Linked DNA regions of Homo sapiens: region 1 is linked to region 2. The links are chromatin contacts, found by Hi-C or POLR2A ChIA-PET in ENCODE. All regions are on one chromosome and are shown on one strand. The core of a region is the stretch at or near the end of the contact, and the rest is flanking DNA. Distances in the headings are between cores, read along the strand shown. Region 1 holds the start of SMYD3 (SET and MYND domain containing 3). Region 2 holds the start of HNRNPU (heterogeneous nuclear ribonucleoprotein U).

Evidence for each region. Hi-C counts contacts between places; a loop is a spot of excess contacts on that map. ChIA-PET counts read pairs that join two places held with the same protein, here RNA polymerase II (POLR2A). Pooled maps may share reads with other maps.
Region 1: a pooled map shows a loop between it and region 2 (12-fold over the local background). The contact joins the promoter of SMYD3 here to the promoter of HNRNPU in region 2. A Hi-C loop is called at or near these places in 2 of 168 maps with a recorded cell type or tissue (mammary epithelial cell and naive thymus-derived CD4-positive, alpha-beta T cell) and 7 of 50 pooled maps. POLR2A ChIA-PET finds 5 or more read pairs at or near these places in 1 of 52 experiments (K562).

The regions. Positions count from the first base shown.
Region 1 is chr1:246,503,239-246,509,158 of GRCh38, reverse strand. SMYD3 (SET and MYND domain containing 3) reads left to right here and starts at 1,880. Exons shown (of 12, transcript NM_001167740.2): 1 at 1,880-2,105. The coding sequence starts at 1,942. RefSeq lists silencers at 1,021-1,253, 1,743-1,922, 2,193-2,242 and enhancers at 1,928-2,428, 2,429-2,929.
Region 2 is chr1:244,863,293-244,869,507 of GRCh38, reverse strand. It overlaps HNRNPU (heterogeneous nuclear ribonucleoprotein U), which reads left to right and starts at 4,965. Exons shown (of 14, transcript NM_031844.3): 1 at 4,965-5,891. The coding sequence starts at 5,201. It overlaps LOC124904588 (UPF0764 protein C16orf89-like), which reads left to right. Exons shown (of 4, transcript XM_047439568.1): 3 at 4,777-4,845; 4 at 4,922-5,026. The coding sequence ends at 5,026. RefSeq lists enhancers at 238-837, 4,536-4,595, 3,929-4,759, 4,760-5,591 and silencers at 4,816-4,915, 5,896-6,215.

The sequences.
Region 1 (5,920 bases), core at 631-3,130, 1.6 Mb before region 2:
GGCTCACCAGGCTGACACCACTGCTGAGCGCCCCTCCGTGGATGAGACACTTGCACCCAGTCTCTGGGTTGGCACCATTTCCCAGGAGGACCAGCTGGCCACCTGCTGGCAGGCTAATCACACTGTGGAGGGGGCTGAGATTGGCTTTCACTGCACCAAGCCACAATGTGGACGTGGATTTGCCGGCCCTGCAGTGCACACAGCACTGCTTCTGACCAGGACACCCCATTCACAGCTGGGGATGTGCAGCATTGCGCTCCCACCTCAGGGCCTTGGCTCTGCCACCTCGACTTGGAATGTTCTCAGCTCCCTCCAGGCTTCTAGAAGCATCTGGGACACAGCTCATGGCTGGATAAGCACCCGAGGCCCCACAACCCAAACAAGCTTCCCATCCTCATTTTATTTTTTGTCAAACTTATGAAAATTTATTAAGATATGACTTACATCCCTGGTAAGTGCACAGCTTAAAAGATATTCACAGATGGAACACACCAGCCCCCAGATCACAAAGCCAACCATGCCCAGCCCCTCCCAACACCCCCAGCCCTGAAACCAGTGTTCTGACTTCTGACAGCACCACGAGCCTGCCTTTTGTACTTTACACTCATGGAAGCATAACCACCTTCATGTTTTAAAATAAATGTTTACTTTTGAAATGACTTTAGATACACAGAAAAATTGAAAGGCACTATAGTGTACTCCTACACCTTCCATCCAGCTGCCCTTAATAATGACATTTTGCATTACCATGGCACGTTTGTCCAAACTAAGAAATTTAGGCCGGGTGGGCTGGGCGCGGTGGCTCACGCCTGTAATCCCAGCACTTTGAGAGGCCGAGGCGGGCGGATCACAAGGTTAGATCGAGACCATCCTGGCTAACACGGTGAAACCTCGTCTCTACTAAAAATACAAAAATTAGCCGGGCGTGGTGGCAGGCGCCTGTAGTCCCAGCTACTCAAGAGGCTGAGGCAGGAGAATCGCTTGAACCCGGGAGGCAGAGGTTGCAGTGAGCCAATATCGTACCACTGCATTCCAGCCTGGGCGAGAATGAGACTCCGTCTCAAAAAACAAAACAAAACAAAACAAACCCCAAAAACAAAAAAGAAAATTAAGCTGGGTGTGGTGGCTCACACCTGTAATTCCAGCAATTCGAGAGGTCGAGGCAGGAGGTTCAGGTTCACTTGAGGCCAGGAGTTTGCGACTAGCCTGGGCGACATAGGTAGACTGTCTCTGGAGGAAAGTAAAAAGCATTAGCCAGGCATGGTGGCGTGAGCCTATAGTCCCATCTAGTCAGGAGGCCCAGGCGGGAGGATTGCACATGCCTGTAGTCCCAGCTACTATGGAGGCTGAGGCAGGAGAATCGCTTGAACCCGGAGGTCAGAGGTTGCAGTGAGCCGAGATCTCGCCACTGCACTCCAGCCTGGGCGACAGAGCAAGACTCCGTCCTAAAACAAAAAAAAGTTACAGTGCAAAGTACTAGTTGTGATGTCATGATGCCTGCAACTTTGAAATAGTTTAACGACAATACGTGTATACATAGCTACAGGTGGGGAGAGAGTGACGAGCAGAAATGGCAAAGTGCTAGGTTGTCTGATTTAGGCGGAGGTATATAGGTGTTCACTGCACTGTTTTCAACTGTTCCGTATGCGTTAAAATGATCGTAATACAATGTTAGAGGGAGAAAAAAAACCCCGCCTGTCTTCTGCGCAGTCGCCATGGGCACGAGCCGCACGCGGAGCCTTACGACCACCTTCAGGTCCCACACACTCCACTCCAGCCGTCCCTCCAGACTCCATCTGCGCATGCTCTTGCCCCACCGCGCCCGCCCCGCCCCTCGGGCGTACGTGTGCGCGCAGGGCGCAGGCGCGCGGGTCCCGGCAGCCCGTGAGACGCCCGCTGCTGGACGCGGGTAGCCGTCTGAGGTGCCGGAGCTGCGGGAGGATGGAGCCGCTGAAGGTGGAAAAGTTCGCAACCGCCAAGAGGGGAAACGGGCTGCGCGCCGTGACCCCGCTGCGCCCCGGAGAGCTACTCTTCCGCTCGGATCCCTTGGCGTACACGGTGTGCAAGGGGAGTCGTGGCGTCGTCTGCGACCGCTGCCTTCTCGGGTGCGTAAGGAGCGCCCTCGCCTACCTGAGTCGCGAGCTGTGTGGGGTGCTGGGGAGGGGGGGGCGTCGGGCGGCCGGCAGCCGCGGGACTCCTGCTGGATGGGGCTGCACAGGCAGCTTGGCGGTGCTGCCCCTGACGCGCGTGTGCCCGGGGGCGGGTCGCTGCTGACAGGCCCCGCCCGGACACCCCCCTAGGTTGCCGCAGCGGGGCTGGGAGGGGGCCCAGGCTCAGCCACTGCCCCCCAACCTGGGCTGCGGTGGAAATGGGAAAGCCATTGGGCAGACTTGAGGGGGAAGCGTTGTGCCGGGGATAATTTTGCTGGGAGACGAAAAGTCTGTGTGCTGGACAGTCTTCCTTGGTGCGGCTGTGGAAATCACACGTGGCGGGCGTGGGGCTGGGTGGGAGCTGGGATGAGTATAAATCAGGCTCCCCTGCAGAGGCCCCGCCGGTAAAGCATCAGGCTTGCAGCAGGTGGAAGAATCTTGATGTCTACGGTGCACCTCTGTGGTCTGGGTTGTGTGTGGCCTGGGGATACGAAGAGGAACGGGACCTCCTCAAAGAGCTGATCAAGTGAGAGAGAGAATTACAGTGTACCAGAAGGGCTGAAATAGAGGGGCAATTAATGTGCTGTGGGAGCATCAGACACGGGTCCCCCGTGTGCTGTGCCATTTAATGGCTGTGCAGGCATGTCTAACTCTTAACCACCATTCTAGATGCAGGGATTCACGTGAAGGTGTTTTGGAAGCCTGGACGCGCTGTGCCGGTGTAAAGTGCTATGTGAAAGCAATTTATGGAAATGTGTAACATACATGAATAATAGGAACTGCATTCAGTCAACAAATATTATTGAGCTTCTGTGTGCGAGGAAGAAGAGTTCTATTTTGAGATGAGTGCGATGATTTTGTGCATGGCCGCTTTTCAGACCTGCCAGTCTGAGATTTAGGTGGGTGGAGGTGGGACGGTAAGTGCAAAACTCGTATCTGTAATTTGACCATTGTTCTTACTTTGTTCTCATTTGATTCATAATTCAGGAATATGACTTTGCATTTTAGAGCTACCAAATAATAATTTTGTCTGTTGCTTTCTGAAGTAATGATAACAGCGAAAACATCTGTTCGGGAGAGAGCAGCATCTTGAAGTTTTTGTAAACTGTGTGGTTGAAAACAATTCGTTCCTTTCAAGATAGTTCTTGGAACAGAAAAGTTTTGGAATGAATAAATGGTGACAAATTGGCAATTGAATCATTAGAGCTGAAGTTGAGTCTTGTGACACACGGAATTGTGCATTTCCAAAATAAGCTACACAAACCCTTTGTGGGTGGGATGCTTGTTGATTTACCATACTATTTCATTAGTCTCATTCATTTTTCCTGTTTGCAGTAACTGGGGATTTAAGCAAAAAAGGAATTTAATGAAAGAGTTTTGGGGGAGTTCTCAGTGTTGCTTTAAAGTCTGCCAAGACTTGACTGGGCATCGGCTGAACCAAGTTAGGATTGCACTGCAAAAGTAGCTGGGGCTGGGATCTGGGGTGTATATCACTTCTGTCGCCTGATAATATTGGATTCTGCAGTAGGTACCACGAACACCATAGACACTGGACCCTGGTGCTGCTGCTGCTGCTGCTCCTTGGGAAACTCACTGTTGCTGGAGAGTGATTCTCTCAACCATTCTTCTTTGTGATACTGGCTTTTATTCAAAGTCCTCAGTGAGTGTCTTGGATTGGCTAAACTTAGGTCACTGCCTGCACCCCTAGCGCGAGGGAGGTTGAGACGGTATTTAGCCTTTTTGGCTTTTAAGATAGAAGGCAGGCTCACTCTACTTCCCACCGATAGTTATCCAGTGGGGAAATCAGCAAACATAAACATAGAAAAAGGGATATAAGTAAATGCTAAGCATCTAAACAAAACAAGCTAAACAGATTCTTCATAATGACTGACAAATACTTACTAGTATTTTACACAGACACAAAATATTTGCACTTACTTTGGATTGCCAGGATACACAGTTCACTTGTGTTGTGGTAGTAGTTGCTCTGTTTGAACACTCCCATTTTAGTGGTTATAGTGTTCCAAAGAGCCTGGTTGGGAATCACTGCAACCTGAAAATAGTGTTAGGGAAATGTTAGCGCATTGTTTGATGCAGTTTTCTGCCACTGTTGAATGCCTGTCCTTGAGGGATAAGTTTCTGTATTACTTGTCATCTTGTAAGTAAAATTTGTTTCTCTTTATTCACTGTCCATTGTGAAGTCTTTAAGAATAGTGCATCTTTCAGTTTTTGTAGCCCCAGTGTCTAACACATAGTAAGCCCTTAGTTTTAGTATGAATGTCTGGCAGAATTTTCCTCCTAACTGCCCCTGTCCTTCTGCTGCCTTCCATCTGAATTAAGTATGGAATGAAAATGTTAGTTTGTAGCAATTAACAGTTACATGGGAAAGGAAAAATCAAAATAGAATTAAAAAAACAGATATTGATGATAATTACAGTCATGCACTGCATAACGACATTTTGGTCAGCGAAAGACCAGATACATGACAGTGGCCCTGTATGATTATATCATTTTTTAACTGTACTTTTTCTGTGTTTAGGTACATTTAGATACACAAATACTTACCATTGTTTTACAGTTACCTACAGTATTCAGTACAGTAACACGCGGTGCAGGTTTATAGCCTCAGAGCAGTAGGCAGTACAGACAATACCTGCTAGCCTAGGTGTGTAGCAGGCTGTATGTACAGTCTGGGTTTGTGTGAGGATACACCATGATGTTCCTACAACAATGAAATCACCTCATGATGTCCTTAAGGGATGCACATCTCTACTTCCTTAGGCTCCAGAAACAATGGTTACCAAGTTTTACATGATTTCCTTTGCTCTAGAGCTGTTTTGATTAGTAGCTTTAGTTCTGTATACTTGTTTTTGTTAATGGAGAAAGGTGAACCTGCTTCATGGCTTATCTTACCTTTTTCCTCTCATTAAGGAATGGCTTCTGGTTTTTCCGTGTTGTGCCTGGAAAAGAAAATGAAGTATGTAAGTTGTAGAAAGAGTAAATGGCAATGAAATTATAACCTGAAATCACTTTTTTTTTTTTTTTTTTTTTTTTAAGATGGAGTTTTGCTCTTGTTGCCCAGGCTGGAGTGCAATGGTGTGATCTTGGCTCACCACAACCTCCGCCTCCCAGGTGCAAGCGATTCTCCTGCCTCAGCCTCCTTAATAGCTTGGATTACAGACCACGCCTGGCTAATTTTTGTATTTTTAGTAGAGATGGGGTTTCACCATGTTAGTCAGGCTGGTCTCAAACTCCTGACCTCAGGTGATCTACCCGCCTCAGCCTCCTTAAGTGCTGGGATTACAGGCGTGAGCCGCTGTCCCCGGCCTGAAATCACTTATATTGTCCTTCTGCCGTTGCATGCATTTTTAATTTGATGGAGGTAGAACAGGTTGGTTGACAATTGGGTATGAGTTATGTGTATTTCCCGTTTGCTTTGGTGAGTGCAGCACATAAAATTCCATTGTTATGATTGTATTTGTAAACCTTCTCACTCCCTAGTGTAGTGCTCTAAGTCTAATCTTTTTTATATCCCCAGGGCCTACCACATGGGAGATGTTAATCATTCAAGGATTAATATTTTGGGGAACTTGAAGTCGCTGTATGTTTGTCTTTGGTTTTCTCAAGTTCCAAGTTGCCTGCAGCTTCCATATCAAGAGTTACTTCTGGCAAACTCTAATGATAGTTTCTTCTGTAGGGTAAAGAGAATAGCTCATCTGGCATTAAGGCTGAGAATGAGGCTTAGTGCCTCCCAGGAGGAAGGAGGATGA
Region 2 (6,215 bases), core at 3,716-6,215:
AAATAGAACAGCCTCTCGAGTCCTTTTAATTTAGCATTCTTGTCCCCTCATGTCACTCTGCTAACAACGTTCTATGTCTTCCCTCCTCCTGGAGGTGTTTTAGTCCATTTGGGCTCTTCTAACAAACATCATAAGCCGAGTAGCTTATAAACAACAGACACTTATTGGTCGCAGTTCTGGAAGCTAAGAAGCCCAGCGCCTCAGTGACTGGTGAGGGCCCGCCTCCCCACCCAGGGCACCTTCTTGCTGTGTCCTCACAGGGCAGAAGACACGAACGCTGGTCTCTTCAGCTCTGTATAAATTTTCTAATCCCATTGATGAGGGCTCCACGCTCATGACCTCGTTGCCTCCAAAGGCCTCAGCTCCTAATATCATGGGGGATTAGGTTTCAACACAGGACTTTTGTGGGGACACAAACGTTCAGTCCATAGCAGAAAGCAAAAGCCAAAGTCCTTTACAAAACCACCCACGAGGCTGCTGGTGATCTGTGTTTTCCTCTCTCCCCTCTCTCCTCTCCTACCCACTCCCATCATTCCCCGCAGGCCTGAATTCTTTTGTCTTCCTCCCCCAACCTCCCCAGCTTTATGGAGGTATAATTGGTATACGATAACTGCATATAGGCCGGGCACGGTGGCTCACGCCTGTAATCCTAGCACTCTGGGAGGCCGAGATGGGTGGATTGCCTGAGCTCAGTAGTTCACGACCAGCCTGGGCAACATGGTGAAACCCTGTCTCTACAAAAATACAAAAAAAAAAAAAAAAAAAAAATCAGCCGAGGGTGGTGGTGAACGCCTGTGATCCCAGCTACGAGGGAGGCTGAGGCACAAGAATTGCTTGAACCCGGGAGGCGGGGGTTGTAGTGAGCTGAGACGGTTCCACTGCACTCCAGCCTGGGCAACAAAGTGAAACTTTGTCTCAAAAAAAAAGAAAACCCTGCATATAACTAATAAATCTATACATATTTGGTGAGTTTGGACAGACATACACACGCATGCTACCATCACCACATTCAGGAAAATGAACATATCCATTACCTCCAACAGTTTCCTTGTGTACCTTTGTCCTTTTTTTTCTTTTTCATTTTCCCTTTTTTTTTTTTTTTGAGGTGGAGTTTTGCTCTTGTTGCCCAGGCTGGAGTGCAATGGCGCAATCTCGGCTCACCGCAACCTCTGCCTCCAAGGCTCAAGCGATTCTCCTGCCTGAGCCCCTCTAGTAGCTGGGATTACAGGCGCCTGCCACCGAACCCGGCTAATCTTGTATTTTTAGTAGAGACCATGTTGGTCAGGCTGGTCTCAAACTCCCGACCTCAGGTGATCCGCCCGCCTTGGCCTCCCAAGGTGCTGGGATTACAGGCTTGAGCCCACACTGCTCCCGGCTCTTTTTCTTTTTCTTTCTTTCTTTCTTTTTTTTTTTTTTTTTAGACGGAGTCTCGCTCTGTTGCCCGGGCTGGAGTGCAGTGGTGCGATCTCGGCTCACTGCAAGCTCCGCCTCCAGGGTTCACGCCATTCTCCTGCCTCAGCCTCCCGAGTAGCTGGTATTACAGGCGCACGCTGCCACGCCCAGCTAATTTTTTGTATTTTTAGTAGAGATGGGGTTTCACTGTGTTAACCAAGATGGTCTTGATCTCCTGACCTCATGATCCGCCCGCCTCGGCCTCCCACAGTGCTGGGATTATAGGCGTGAGCCACCGCGCCCGGCCTTTTTTTTTTTTTTTTTTTTTTGAGACGAAGTTTTGCTTTGTCCCCCAGGCTGGAGTTCAGTGGCTCAGTCTCAGCTCACTGCAACCTCCGCCTCCCAGGTTCAAGTGATTCTCCTGCCTCAGGCTCCTGAGTAGCTGGGATTACAGGCGGCCACCACCACGCCTGGCTATTTTTTGTGTTTTTAGTAGAGATGGGGTTTCAACATGTTGGCCAGGCTGGTCTCGAACTCCTGACCTCAGGTGATCTGCCCACCTCAGCCTCCCAAAGTGCTGGGATTACAGGTGTGAGCCACCACTCCCGATCTTGTTTTTTGTTTTGTTTTGTTTTTTTTGGGGGGCGGGGGGGAATGAGAATATTTAACGTAAGATCTTAACGGGTTTTTTTCTTTTTCTTTCTTTTTTCTTTTTTTTTTTTTTTGAGACAGGGTCTCCCTCTGTGGTCCAGGTTAGAGTGCAGTGGTACAATCACGGCTCACTGCAGCCTTGACTGCCGGGGGTCAAGTGATCCTGCTACCTCAGCCCCTTGAGTAGCTCGGACTACAGGCGTACCACCACAGCCACCTAATTTTAATTTTTTGTGGAGATGGAGTCTCACTGTGTTCCTCAGGCTGGTTTCGAACTCCTGGCCTCAAGCCATCTTCCCATCTCGGCCTCTCGAAGTGCTGGGATTACAGACATGAGCCGCTGGGCCTGGCCAGCAAATTTTTAAGTGCAGGATACTTTGTTAACTGTAGATCTCTGGAACTGCCTCATCGTTATGACTATAAAATGTTTTTGAGAAAGTATTGAAAAAATATTTGCTGAATAAATTGTGTGACAAAGTATAGCATTTCCTTTGCTTAAACCTCAAAAATGTAAGCTAGACATGCAGAGCACCAAAACTTTGTAGTTACCTCTCACAGATCAATTATTCATAGGTCATTCTTGAATCATTTTTTGTTATTGAGAATTAACTTGTCTCCTCCGGCACGCGGTATTCTTGGTAGCCTCTAGGATTTGACACAGGGGGAATTTAAATTGTCTTAGAGGTCCTTCAGAGATTTACAGGAAGTGACCTGCACTTTAACAGGTCTCTGTAGAGCAGGACTATCATGATAGCATTAAAAATATAAGAAGCAAAAATGATCAATAAGATGTCACCATTTGTACTTTGAAGTGGTAACATAAGACTATGGAATGGCATATTTCCTCTGTTTGTGAAAAGGATAGTATGATGATGGTTCTTTGAGCAGAAATTGTTTTTCTTTCAAATGTTGTCTAAGACAGCACAATGTAATAGAAAGCCCATTGGTGTGGGGGGTGAGGGTCCCAGCTTCCTGGGCAGTAAAATGAACAGGACTGCAGATCGATCTCCAGGCCCCATCCAGCTCTAAAGTTCTCCAAAACTTTTGGAGATAAAGCCATAGAACTTTCTTGTGAGCATCAAAAGTTGTATTTCATGTTTATTTTTGCAACTGACTTAATGTTCCAAGAGTGACTGTTACAGATCTACTATATGTAGATATACAATCTTTGTTTTCATAGTTTAGTGTTTTCCAGTAAATGAAATTTGTTTTCATATAACTAATATTTAAAGGTGTAAATAATATCTAGGACACATAAATTTAAGGAACCATCATAATTGTATTTAACTCTGATTCATTAAGGGATTAGTTATCTAGTTTGTGAACATGTAAACCCCCTGTAGCTCTCTTCCCATTTCTGAACGAAGACAAAATTTCAAATTCCAGTTTGTGGCTTATTCATAACCTTCAAAATTATAACCAAAGGCTAAAATGAGTTTCTGGCACTGTTTGGAAGTTTCTATTTTGGGGGCTATCCTCACCACTTAACTTGAACTGGGGATTATCAGTAGTACTGTACATAGTCCATTAATTTCAAGTCAAATCATTTCACAAGTGTTAATATTTCACGTATACATGACTGCAAGGTATGGTAGAATGCTTCATAAAAGCTACCGAAAATAAACTTCAAAAATAAAATGTATCAATTAGTTAAATCATATTAGCCTATGGGAGAAATTTCAATGTGTTTACTTCCAAATTTCAAATTAATAATGGGGCAATATTATTGTGCCACCTAGAGCACCAAACAGTGGGTATAAACCATCTCCTTAGTCAGATGGAACACTGGCTGGACACTGCAGATTATCTAGGGTTTAAAATGTTAACTTCTATCACGAATCTAAATTCTGACTTCCCTATCTAAAACTTCGAGACATCACATCTTTTCTTTAAAGAGAAAAAGTAAACTTCTAACATATAAAATAACGGATTTCAAGAGCGATAGTCCATTTTTCTTTTTACAAAATCACAGCCCTTGATTTTTCGTAAACTTTAAGTTTCAGAATAATTTGGTCAAGAGTATTTCTACAGGAATAGGAAGAGAATCAAGTGGGCCTATAATCAAAGACCTAGTTGGGTCTCACCCTCACGGTTAGCTACTGGGACTTCGTAGCTGATGACCAGGTCCTAAAGTGGACAGAACAAGTGTTACTGGAGGTCCGTCTTTGTGGTAGCTACAGAAAACTTGGAAATGCAATTCTGAGGTTTATTCAGGGTTATTAAGAGCATGAGAATAGCTGCCCTGCAAAGGCAGGTACACTAAGGTTTGCAGTATGGAGTAGTAAGCAAAGCCTCTACTTCCCAGGCCCCGCACCCGGGGTGTGGAACAGACAAAAGAACGGTTCTGCCCTTGCCCTTCTCGAACTTAAAATCCAATTCGCAAGGCAGGACTTACACAAATTAAACCAAATACGGTATTATGAGGAAAAGAGCCGCTGCGTGTAACAGTTGCCAATGTATGCTATACCAGTCAAAACTGAAATACGATTTGAAGGAGTTTTAAACGAAGAGCTGGAGAAACACATAAGAAGGCAGATCTAAGATGGAAGAAAAGGCGGATTCGGGTTGAAACGCCAAGTTGAGGACTGAAGAAAGCATTTGGATAAAGCAGCCTCCAAGCTGGGAAGGAGAAAAGCCAAACGAGTATAGCCACCAAAGACCCAGAAAGGCCAATATATCATGCAGTGAGTCGGTTGAACTGAAAGGCGGTTTCCTTTTCCTCCATTTGCTCAGTCCCAATTGGAAGCGCACTGCGCGGCCTCCACCGCGCTCTCGGCCCGGGTTCGGCGTGGGGGCGGGGAGGTAAGTACGGTAATGGGCGGGGCCGAGCGCGGGCGCGCTCCGGCTTTCCTCCTGCGCAGTGCTCCCGTCAGCGCAGGGGGCGGGGCGCCTATATTACGTGCGCGGCGCCGCTCCTGCGAGAGGACGTTGCGTGCTCGCTCGCGCCAGGCGAGTCTCCGCGTCTCCCTCGCGAACTCGGTGAAAGGAATTGGCGCCGTTCGACACCAGGCGGATCCGCTCTGCAGCACGAACCCATCTCCAGCCGCAGCCGCAGCCGCCGCCCGGGCCGAGGAGCAGCCGCAGCAGCCGCCACCAGTGGCCGAGTGAGCGGAGCCGAGTTTGAGGCAGCGCCTAGCGGTGAATCGGGGCCCTCACCATGAGTTCCTCGCCTGTTAATGTAAAAAAGCTGAAGGTGTCGGAGCTGAAAGAGGAGCTCAAGAAGCGACGCCTTTCTGACAAGGGTCTCAAGGCCGAGCTCATGGAGCGACTCCAGGCTGCGCTGGACGACGAGGAGGCCGGGGGCCGCCCCGCCATGGAGCCCGGGAACGGCAGCCTAGACCTGGGCGGGGATTCCGCTGGGCGCTCGGGAGCAGGCCTCGAGCAGGAGGCCGCGGCCGGCGGCGATGAAGAGGAGGAGGAAGAGGAAGAGGAGGAGGAAGGAATCTCCGCTCTGGACGGCGACCAGATGGAGCTAGGAGAGGAGAACGGGGCCGCGGGGGCGGCCGACTCGGGCCCGATGGAGGAGGAGGAGGCCGCCTCGGAAGACGAGAACGGCGACGATCAGGGTTTCCAGGAAGGGGAAGATGAGCTCGGGGACGAAGAGGAAGGCGCGGGCGACGAGAACGGGCACGGGGAGCAGCAGCCTCAACCGCCGGCGACGCAGCAGCAACAGCCCCAACAGCAGCGCGGGGCCGCCAAGGAGGCCGCGGGGAAGAGCAGCGGCCCCACCTCGCTGTTCGCGGTGACGGTGGCGCCGCCCGGGGCGAGGCAGGGCCAGCAGCAGGCGGGAGGTAAGAAGAAGGCGGAAGGCGGCGGAGGCGGCGGTCGCCCCGGGGCTCCGGCGGCGGGTGAGTGCTGCGTTGTACGTTGCGCGCGGCGGGAGGCCCGCGCGGGGTGGGGACCGTGCCCCAGGCCTGCCGGAGCCCCGCAGGGGGAGGGAGCCCCGGGCGGGAGGGCGCCGCGGTGAGGGTGGGGGAGGGGGCGCGGGGAATCCCAGATTAGCCGAGAGGCCTCGGGCTCGGGGCGTGTGTGTGCGCGCGCGCGTGTGTGTGTGTGTGTGTGTGTGTGTCGGCGGTGGCAGCGCCTCCATTATGTGGCTCGAGAGCCGGGGGGAGCTGCAGCTGCCGCTGTAGGGGGAGGAGCCGCGGGCGGGCGGCGGGAGGGAGCCCGGT